Regions from separate parts of the Mus musculus genome. Here region 2 is linked to region 1. A link is a loop called in an ENCODE intact Hi-C map of the cell type or tissue named here. Cell type or tissue: gastrocnemius. All regions are shown on one strand. Each heading gives the region's core, and the rest is flanking DNA. Links, peaks and the distances in the headings are about the cores only. Region 1 has its middle 95 kb from the start of Gm36769. Region 2 holds the start of Gm36460 (a long non-coding RNA gene).

Evidence for each region. A loop is a pair of places that touch in the nucleus more often than their neighbours do. Peaks named below come from ENCODE experiments on the same cell type or tissue, not always from the same donor. Only the 100,000 strongest peaks of a DNase experiment are listed, where the experiment ranks them.
Region 2: it touches region 1 in a loop (2.8-fold over the local background); 3 of 42 quality-filtered maps call a loop at or near these places.

Annotation. Positions count from the first base shown.
Region 1 is chr10:56,837,987-56,843,371 of GRCm38, forward strand. No RefSeq gene overlaps it. Among named protein-coding and RNA genes, the nearest start is that of Gm36769, 95 kb to the right of the region's middle. In gastrocnemius, for the core only: a CTCF peak has its summit at 2,943 (motif pointing left); DNase peaks (open chromatin) are centred at 1,175, 1,425, 1,759 and 2,943.
Region 2 is chr10:56,392,347-56,397,731 of GRCm38, forward strand. Gm36460 (a long non-coding RNA gene) reads left to right here and starts at 2,792. Exons shown (of 3, transcript XR_871653.2): 1 at 2,792-3,075. In gastrocnemius, for the core only: no CTCF peak of the experiment used is centred there; no DNase peak of the experiment used is centred there.

The DNA.
Region 1 (5,385 bases), core at 84-5,083:
CAAAATAATAAACAATGAAAAGAAAGGAAATCCCCCCAGAGTCTTTTTAAAAAGTGTGTTGCCATCCTTAGCACTGAAAATTTTGCTAGAACTGATTGCCTACTGAGGCATGAGTTCATTTTACTTAAGAAGCCAATTCCTATGTTTCTTTCACGTTATCTCCTAAAATATTTTCCCCAGATCAACCAATATGGCAATACAGAAATGCGAGAGCCAGCCTGTGACAGGGGGTAGGGCTACATTTATCCACATTTACTCATTTATAGGAAAAGAAAAACAAATGCTTTCAAAGATTTTTCTCTTATTTGTTTTTTTCTCACTTTGGTTGTTTTCTTTAAAAAATAAAAATACAGAGTAACTCTTTAAGGGATTAAATGATGTCTGAGTTTACTTAAGACAGCTAGCTACTGTATTTGGTTAGACTCTCCAGAAACAGTAAAATACAAATTGAGTGTGTAACAAGATGTTAAGGGGAAGTAAGGAGGGGCTGGAAAGATGGCTCAATAGTTAAGAGCATTGGCTGTTTTTCCAGAGGACCAGGGTTTCATGCCCAGGGGCCACACCATGGCTCACAATCATCAACAGCTCTAATTCCAGGGGACCCGATACCCTCTTCTGGGTATCAGATACATGGACATCTGCATTCATACTAACACACATATGCACACACACACACACACACACACACACACACACACACACACACACAAACAAACAATAAATCATAAAAAAGAAGTAAAGAAACTTAAGGAAAAATAATACCATTTAAATTAGTTATAATTGCTTAAGTTCCTTCTTTCCTTTCTTCCTCCCTCCCTCCCTCCCTCCCTCCCTCCCTCCCTCCCTCCCTCCCTCCCCCTCTCTCTCCCTCTCTCTCTCTCTCTCTCTCTCTCTCTCTCTCTCTCTCTCTCTCTTTCTTTCTTTTTCTTTTTTAAGGAGGGAGCTTTATTGATGTTTAAAGTTAATGAAACCTATAAAGTGTTTAAAAAAGGAAAGGACTATCTCCATTTGCAGGAGTCTGCCTTACGGCCTGGAGCTGTGAAGGGGGGTGTGGCACTACCTCTCCTGTGATCTATACCAAGCAGGGAGAGATTCAGACAAGGTGGTTTGGGATTAGGCACAAGAACTAATGGCTTTCCTAATTATTCCAAGGGGTCCTGTGATTGGGCTCGAGGCCAGCACACTTTGGCCAGCAAAGCCTCTCAATTAAGTACAGTCTGCACGCCAAGTTCCTCAGTAAGAGCACGTGAAAGGGCTTCTTTTGACTTTTGATCAAATCCATTTAAATTCTCTGCCATGGGACCCTAACTGTGTCTGGAATCCCTCATACCTGGGCGGCCTTTTTATTAGGTTTTTGTTCTTAGCGTGGAGCTTCTGGTCAGTAGGGTCACAGCGCTCTCACGTACATGTGTTCATAATAAAACATTGCTGTGGAGCTGGGTAGAAGCCAGGCATCTGTCTACATTCCTCTTCGGTCTTGGAGGCAAGAGACCTGCCTAATACCCCTGTGAGGGCTGGACACTAGATCAATACTTACTGAATTGAAAAACAAAACAAAACAAAACCAAAAACAAAACTGAAAACAAACAAAAAATCCTAAACAAGAAAGTTCTTGAGCTAGCAGAGTATGTACCAAATAAACAGATGGTATACATTTCCTAGACTCCTTGCTTGCCCATTTTCTCAGTTACCCTTGGTGAGGACTGCTATGTTCGCACTCTGAGGCTAACAGAAGTTTGTCACCCCGGGAAGCTCAGGGGGATGGCAGTGTGCCTACCTTGTGGCTGTCCTTTAATCCCTCTTGCTTTGAAATGCTCATTTGCAACCAGGAAGGCAGGTCCCCTGCTTGGATCTGGTCAAGGGGCTTGTAAAAGAGGCTCTCACTTCAGTTCAATTCCTGTTCTCTTCAAGTTTAAGAAAAAGGAATGTTGGCTAACATTTAGTCCTGGGGACATACTTTCAGGTTTCATCAGTGTCTTCTCTGTTGATTTTAAAGGATAACACAGCATGCCCATAATTCAGGAGGACTTAGGTGAGTTCCCTCTAAGATATTCCCCTATCTTAAGTTGGAGGAGTTAGAGTCAGTAAATGAAATGACTGAGCCCCCAAGCAAGAGCCAGGGCAGTCTGGCACATGCTCACAGCCTTGGGCTGCTCTAAGTTGTCTTACTTGGAGCAAAGCAAATCTGAGAGAGCCAAAGCAAGAGACAGAGACAGACAGACAGACAGACAGACAGACAGACAGACAGACAGAGACAGAGACAGAGAGACAGAGGGAGAGAAGGAGAGAGACAGGGAGAGAGGGAGAGACAGAGAGACAGCAACAGAGAGAGACAGAGACACTAATGCTACCATTATTCTGATGAAAAATTGGTAACTACTGAGCTTGTAATTCTCAACCAGGAAGATTTAGAAAACTGGTCAAAATGTATTTCTCCAAGTTGAAACAATATTTGCAAAGGGACTTCAGAAAGAACAAAAACCTGTGAGGTGGGACAGGTATTACCTGAAAGAAGTGCTGGTGGCCGGAGCAGGAGCAAACTGGTGTATTTCGGTTGTTGGAATTCTTGTCAACATCAGAGATGCTAGCATACCTTTATCTAAGAATGTCAGTGGCTGTGTGTAGCCCTTCGGTCCTTATTTTTAATGCATACCTCCTACTCTATGGTGTTTTTTATTTTTGTTTGTTTGGTTTTGGTTGTGTTTTATTTTCATTTTTAAATTTTAGGACAACTTTGCTAAGTAGTAGGAGACTAGCTCAGTGACATTTTCCAAAAGTCATGATTTTAAAAAGAACGGAAGATTCTGCTGTGCAGAAGCAATGTGTTCTTGTTTTTATTTTTGAAACCGACTTCTTAATTGAAAAAGCTCAACCCATTCCTATGAACCCAGTCAGGTTCTTAACTTGACCCTTCTACAGCACTCCTCCCTTTGAGCGCCCCCTTGAGGTCAGCATCTTCATAAACAGGGCCTTCCTGTCAATCACTGTTTTCTGAGAGGTTTCACAAGCAGCTGAAGAAGGAATCACACAGGTACTGTCAGTGCTAAGGAAACTATCAATGGGAAGGAACGTAAGAGCAATATTTACGGGGATCTCCCCCTGATGTCTTGTTAGATGAAGAAGCACTCAGAGCATCCTCTATATGCAGAAATTGACAGGCATTCCAGAACATTCAGAAACTGGGGGAACTAACAGCATATATAAGCAACCATTCTTCCTGCCTTCCTGACACTTAAAATCTCTTTTACTATCTCTCTTGCTTTGATCTTTTGAAAAGAAATTGCGTCAGCAGGATTCAAATTTGTTCCTTTCTCACTTTATATTTCATTATTTATTCACTCCCTTTCTTCTGCTTTCAGTTATAGTCAATTTTCTGAATACTTCCACCCCAGGATCTCTCTACATCCATACTGGCTTCTTCTGAGAGACAAGCCCATGATTTGGAGTTTCTGTTATAATTTTCAACAAGGATGTTTCAAAGTCATTTCAAACCCGACCCAACCAAACAACATTTGAAAGCTCCAGCTATTTCACGCCAAATGAGCGGCAGCAGCCGCCGAGTGTGGTGAATCTAGATGATTGATCCCTTAGGGCTGAGCCCTCTGGGAATACCTCACAGTAGAGGCTCACACACGCATGAAGGGTCTGAACCAGGTTATTGGTGAGTAACAGTGAACGGAATCAGTACCACACCTATTGCTGCTTCTTTTGGCTCAGAGTTTTCTACAGCCTTCATGCTTCCAAGGTTAGCTTTCCTCTGACGCAACCGTTTTAAAGAGCTGTGTGTGTGGAGGGCTGAGGTTGCTTGCTAAATGGCTAAATGATATTTTCTTTCACTCACATTATTTTTCTTCCCTCTTCTAAGGATATAAGAAGCTAAAACCAGATGATAAAGAAAAGGGTCCAGCCACATTCAACCCACAATAAATACACACATACATACACACCACAATTCTCTCTATTTCTCTCTCTCTCTCTCTCTCTCTCTCTCTCTCTGTGTGTGTGTGTGTGTGTGTGTGTGTGATTTGTAAAGGACTACCCTTGAAAATCAAAAGTGCAATCCTGACTCCCAGTTAAGATTCAATTCTTGAATACCAGGCATTTTCTTTGCTCATTCTGTACCAACTTAAGGCATAGTTTTGTGAGCTGCCAAGCAGCACAGCCCCTCAGGCCCAGCACTGCCCTGATGTCTTCTACAAAGCTGCCCCTCCCTTTCAGCCTTGAAGTGACTCCCAGACCAACTGGACTGTGTCCTGATCCAAAAGGCAACCGCTTTTGATGCTGACCTTTAAATACAATAGATGCTTCCTTCTTTTCATCTCACATCATGTTTCTTTTTAACAAGAACATGGAGACTTTTCTGCAGGACTCACAGCAGACTCTTTTCTCATAGAGAATCATACATAATTAAGAGCATAACTTTGGGTTTTCATGTACAACTTGGTATACCATGAAAAATTTTAGTTTTGTGGAATTTTTTTTTTTTCATGAGGAGGAAGCACCCTCTTTACTGGGATAGCCTCAAGGGTGGAATGAGTTACACTGTGACAGTTTACAAAAAAGGCCATACAGTGATGGAAATTCAATTAAAACATACACACACACTCAAACACACACATTCTCTCTCTCTCTCTCTCTCTCTCTCTCTCTCTCTCTCTCTCTCTCTCTCTCACACACACACACACACACACACACAGAGTCAGATGAACGTATGAAGTTGGAACAGCCTCTATTTCCCTACTTCTGTGAGTTTACACATCGTGTTTGAAAAATGTTCTGTGTTTGGAGGTAGTGTTGCACTTGGCTTAGGTTTTGATGAGACAATCACGAAATCATTAAGCTTTTGGAATTGTATTTTGAATATAGTGCCCATCTGTAAAAGACATGTGGAGATCAGGGACTAACATGACTCGCTTCAGGTCAGGATGCAAACTTAATTAAAATGTGTCCGTCAGCATCACTGACTCCCTTGCATTAGTCTGCCTTCCATACGTGTGGCAAAATACCCAAGGTGGTCAACTTAAAACACCGAAAACTCACTCTGCCTATGATTTCAGAGACTGCTTCATAGTTGCTTAGTCACCAAGCCTTTGATGTCACAGTAGCAAATCTCGGTGGGAGCATGCTGCAGAGAGGAATGTCCTAGTAGGGGTTCTATTCCTGCACAAAACATGAGCAAGAAGCAAGTTGGAGAGGAAAGGGTTTATTCAGTATACAATTCCACATTGCTGTTAATCACTAAAGGAAGTCAGGACGAGAACTCAAAAAGGTAAAAGGCAGGAGTGGATGGAGAGACCATGGAGGGATGTTATTTATTGGCTTGCTTGCTTCCTCTGGCTTGCTCAGTTTGCCTTCTTATAGAACTTAGGACCCCCAGGCTGGGAA
Region 2 (5,385 bases), core at 266-5,265, 450 kb before region 1:
TCAGGTGTTATAAAGTAGAGAATGAATGAATGATTTAGTTCCTGCTCCCAAAAGCATACAAAATTAATCCTTCCAGTTATTGGAACATTTATGTTGTTTATTTTTCTAATATACATATATAGAGAGATGATGTCATTACATTTTCTGTTTGTGTTTTGAGACAGGTAGCCCAGGCTGGGCTGACCTCAGACCTCAAACTTACTATGTAGCTGAGGCTGAATTCCTACCTGACAAGTTTGTAACACCACATCCAAAAAATTCTCTAAACTTTTTTAGGGAGAGACAGAAAAGCCATTTGAAGCCAAATGGGACAATTTAGCTGAGATGTAGCTCAACAATAGATAGCTCCAGAGTGACATAATGAAATAGTAGATGCCCTGCCCATAGTCACAGGCTATGGGTTCAATCCCCGTCACTACACACAATTTTTATTTTTAAAGATTTATTAGTTTTATTTATGTGTCTCTGTGCGTTTATGGGTACCACATACATACAAGTACCCACAGATGCCAGAGAGCATCAGAACAGGCGGTTGTGGGTCCACAGATGTGGGTGCTGGGAACAGAACACACATACACCATTGTTAATTGTGGCAGAACTGTCTCATATCTTTAGATATTGGAATGGCCAGTTCAATTCCCTTATTTTATTCAGTGAATTTTCATTTCAGATGTTTGCGTTAAGCTTCCAAGCCAAGGGCTGTTCCTTTATCATATTTTGTGAAAAGTGTTCAACTTCTCCACCTGCCCAGGGTGTTAGGCCCCCACCCACACATTACCTTTTCTAAAAATTCCAGATAACTTCAGTTTCCAACATGCCAAAACAGCTGAGCTTTGTGTTTCAAGGACAAAAAAAAAAAAAAAAAAAATGAAGTTGGAGAGCTTATTAAAATCTTAAAAGTGAGTTTTCTCCATAAACGGCAGCACACCAACAGTAGGAACATGTTTATAGCCTTTATTGGCTCCTCGCTTCTGTTTTTACCTTCTCTTCGTTGAGGCAAATATAATTGAGCCTCTGACATGTCAGAGTTTGCAGCTGGCAACTTTCAGAACTCAAGAGGAGACGTGGAACAAACCACACAAAATAGTGCATGCAGAAGGCCCCGAAAACAGGGGAGCCTGTGGAAAAGATTGTTCACTTGGAGGTATTCAAAACAGTGAGATTTTAAGTTAGTTTTTGTTTTGTTTTGTTTTGTTGGGGTTTTTTCCCTCCTGATCACCAGATGTTTCTGGGAAATGACTAAATGCTTACTTGAGCTCTAATGTGTAGAGAAATTTCAGTGCCCACACACTTTCTTGTTAAATATAAACAGTCCCAGGAGGCACCCCTCTATAACCCCAACACACACACACACACACACACACACACACACACACACACACACACACACACAAGAAAAGCCAAATCCTCTGCCCCAGTCATTTAATGCACGGAGACACCTGACCCCACACAATGTGGTTCACAGTGGACCTATTTGGGAGTTTCTGCTACACCCTTTCCAGGTAGTTTTAACTATGTTGATCTCCAGATTTGGTTAAGTCTGTATAGGAGAGGTTTTCCTTGCTCTGGTAGCAGAAGCCCATTCAATTATTTTGCTTTATTGGTAAATAAAACCAGGCATCAGGCATTCACGTCTTTATTCTCAGCATTGAGGGGAGGCAGAAGGGTTTGGATCTTTGTAATTTCTTTTTTCTTTTCTTTTCTTTTCTTTTCTTTTCTTTTTTTTTTTTTTTTTTTTTTTTTTTTTTTTTTTTTTTTTTTGGTTTTTCGAGACAGGGTTTCTCTGTGTAGCTCTGGCTGTCCTGGAACTCACTCTGTAAACCAGACTGGCCTCGAACTCAGAAATCTGCCTGCCTCTGCATTCCGAGTGCTGGGATTATAGGCGTGTGCCACCACGCCCGGCTCAGATCTTTGTAATTTCAAGGATAGTGTGTTTTACATATTGGTAAGACTTTGTGTCAAAAAGAAGGAGGAAAAGGAAGAGGAAAGTTAATACTAATGCTTGGCTATAGGAACACATGTATATCCTCAGATGGGAAATTTGAGGATAGGTTGGACTACATAGAGAAGTCTAGATGGGTTTGGTGGTGGGTGCTTTTAATTATAGCACTCATCAGACAAGGCAGGGCAGGTAGAAGCAGATTTCTGTGAGTTCCAAGTCAACTAGAGATACAGTGAGACCCAGTCTCAAAAATAAACAAACAAAAAACAACCCCAAAACAAAAGCAAAACAAACAACAACAACAAAAGCCACAGAAAACAAAACAAAACAAAAAGCAAACATGGAAGTACAGCTATTGAAGATTGTATATAAGGGCATACACTTACATGCCACATACTGTACATATGTGTTTCCATGCACAAACAACCATACACACATGAATGCATATCATAAATTGTATACACACACACACAACTCTATAAACAAGAAAAGAAAAGAAAAAAGACCCTAGCCTGATTAGATGATTAGATGGTTTGCCAGGTAATGGTGCCAGCTTGCCAACCTAACAACCTGCCAATCAAATCCCCAGGATTTGCATGGTAGATGGGGAGTAGTAACCCCTGCCCTGTATTATCTCTTCATCACAATAAAGGTGCAGTGGGAGGAATTCTCACACATGTACACACAAATGCATAAATATAAAAAAATAAAAGTACACCATTGTTAGTCACAAACTTAGAACATGACTCTTACTGAGCTTAACTGGAAGTCCCTTAGAACTAGAGGATAAACTATCAGCATTCCTTGAACAGATCTAAGAGTGTCACGGGTGTCACATCTAGCCAGAGTTCCAGAGTCTGAATGTCCAGAACCTAGCAAAACTCTGATGTTTCTAACACAGCTGTGGCTCAAGCTCACGATTTTGCCTCCAACTCACAGCCACTAGAATGAAACCTCACTGGAGTGGTTCTCCGTCTCATAGAGCGCCTCACTATCAAGAGAACTAGAAGTGCTTATATACCTGGGGCAGTGACGAGACTGTGACTGTAGGACTTGAGAGGCAGAGGCAGGAGGCAAAGGCAAGCTCAAGGCCAACCTGGGAGCCTAGTGAGTACCAGCCCAGCTGGGGCCAGGTAACAAGACTCTTTCAAAACCCAATAGAAAAGTAAGCATGGTGGAACATGCCTGAAACCCCAGGAGGAGGGAGGTGGAGGCAGGACAATCAGAAGTTTAAGATCATCCTGAACTGCACAGTGAGTTCGAAAACAACACTGAATATATGAAGGATTTGCCTCAAGAACAAACAAAATCAATCAATCAGTCAATCAGTCTCGGGAAAGCCATCCTACATTAATGATTTTCATATTTTAGTGAGGCTGAGAATGATGGAATACACCTTTAATCTCAGCATTTCGGAGGCAGGGGCAGGCGGACCTCTGGGAGTTAAGGGGTAGCCTGGTCTACATAGTGAGCTCCGGGACAACCAGGACTATGTGGAGTCTATGTCTTTAAAAAAAAAGAAAACCATATTTTAGTAAAACTAAAATAATTTGTAATTTAAGTGTAACTACATCTGGCAGTCTAACATGAATAATTCAGTATATGTCAGCACTGTAGCAGAAGCCAGGCATGGTGCAAGCATGCCTGTAATTTCAGGACTCTGGAGGTAGAGGCAGGAGGATTATAAAGTCTAAGGCAACCAAACCAAAACAACAGCAACAAAAACCAAAACCTGATGACCAAGGGGCCCCTGATATTTTCTGTAGAATTCATAATTTATAATGTTTACTTGATAGTTTAAAAATAAAACCAGCATATATGATAAACTATAGCACAGCTGGGCTTATCATCCCTTTGAGTTAAAAGCTTTTGGTCTGTTGTTTTAGTCTGCTTTTATCTAGCTGCTTGAAGCTTTGCTGGTCCGTGACAGTGTAGAAAAACATAATACTTTCATCACACACTGATTGTTGCTGACGTTTATTGTCTTTGTGTGTGTGTTTGTGTGTGTTTATGTGTATGTTTGTGTGTGTGAATATGTGTATGTTTGTCTGTATATTTGTGTATGTTTGTATGTGTGTTTGTGTATGTATGTGTATGTGTGTTTGTGTATATGTGTGTTTGTGTGTGTATTTGTACATATATGTATGTGTGTGTGTGTGTTTTGTTTTTGAGACAGACTTTGACCTTGTAGCTCAGGCTGGCCTTCAGCTCGCCATCCTCCTGCCTCAGGTCTTTCACAAACTTGTACCTCCATGCCTGACATCCTGGAGTTAGAGTTCTGTAACTGGTTTCCCACCTTGAATCAACAATTGAGGTTAAAATGGGTTAAACATGAATTTTTTATTTTAAATCAAGTTCTTTCCTTTCTTCTTCTTGATCATATTTTAGAACCATTTTTGATTCAATTCTTGTGGTTCATCTGTGGACTCAAACACCCTTCATGTAAATACCTTGACAACCCACATCTCACCCCTACGTGTATTTGCCTTTTAAAAACAAGTGCCAAGTGAAATATCTCAAAAGTAGCTTTGGGTAATCCAGCAGATGTTTCACCTTTGTAATTAAAGCATTCCACTGAGATCCATCAGAAACGTGTTGAATTTTTATCTTTCCTCAGGTTCTCACTTGTCTGGGGGACTTGAAGTATTTCCTAATTAAAGAGGATGAGAGATGCAGGTGATCATTATCTAAAACTCCAAACGTAGCAAATGTGGGAACGAGGGTACTGCTTGGCACGTGACCAGTGATTTCAGTCAGCGTTAGAGCAAGCTCAAACTCTAACCTGATGATTCTCCCTGATAATAAGCTATTATGGGTGAGAAGAGCTAAGGAAGCTGTAATATAAACTGGGCTTGGAGACACACACCCAGAGTCCCAGTTTGGGAGCTATAGGCAACAGGATTAGGAGTTCAAAGCCAGCTGAGGTTATATGGTAGGCCATCTCAAAGTATAAACTATGGAACTTATATGTTACAAGTAACTGAATTAAAGGAGTTTTCAGAGTAGGAATCTGTCCACATGAAATTATACTAAAGTTGAAAGAACTAGTTGTCATAGGTACTGGAAAGTGTTTTTAATCCCAGCACTTGGGAGGCAGAGGAAGATGGATCTCTGTGAGTTCAATGCCAACCCGGTCTATATAGCAAGCTCTAGGACAGCAAATACTAAAGAGAACCTATCTCAAAAACAAAACAAAACAAAACAAAATAAAACATCTTTTAGGAAGGAAGGAAGGAAGGAAAGATACATTCTGATAGAAAGGGGGAAAGGGGAGTTGCACAGCTGTTGAGACAGAGGCATCTGTAGACGTTCTGCTCATGCCAGCAGCATGTCTGTTTGGGAAGTAAAGCCTTAAAGGGGAATGTTCACGGCCAGGTTAGCTCAGTGGCAGAGTTCCTGCCTTGTTGGATTACCAGTTTTGCCTACATCATAGGGCAAAGAAA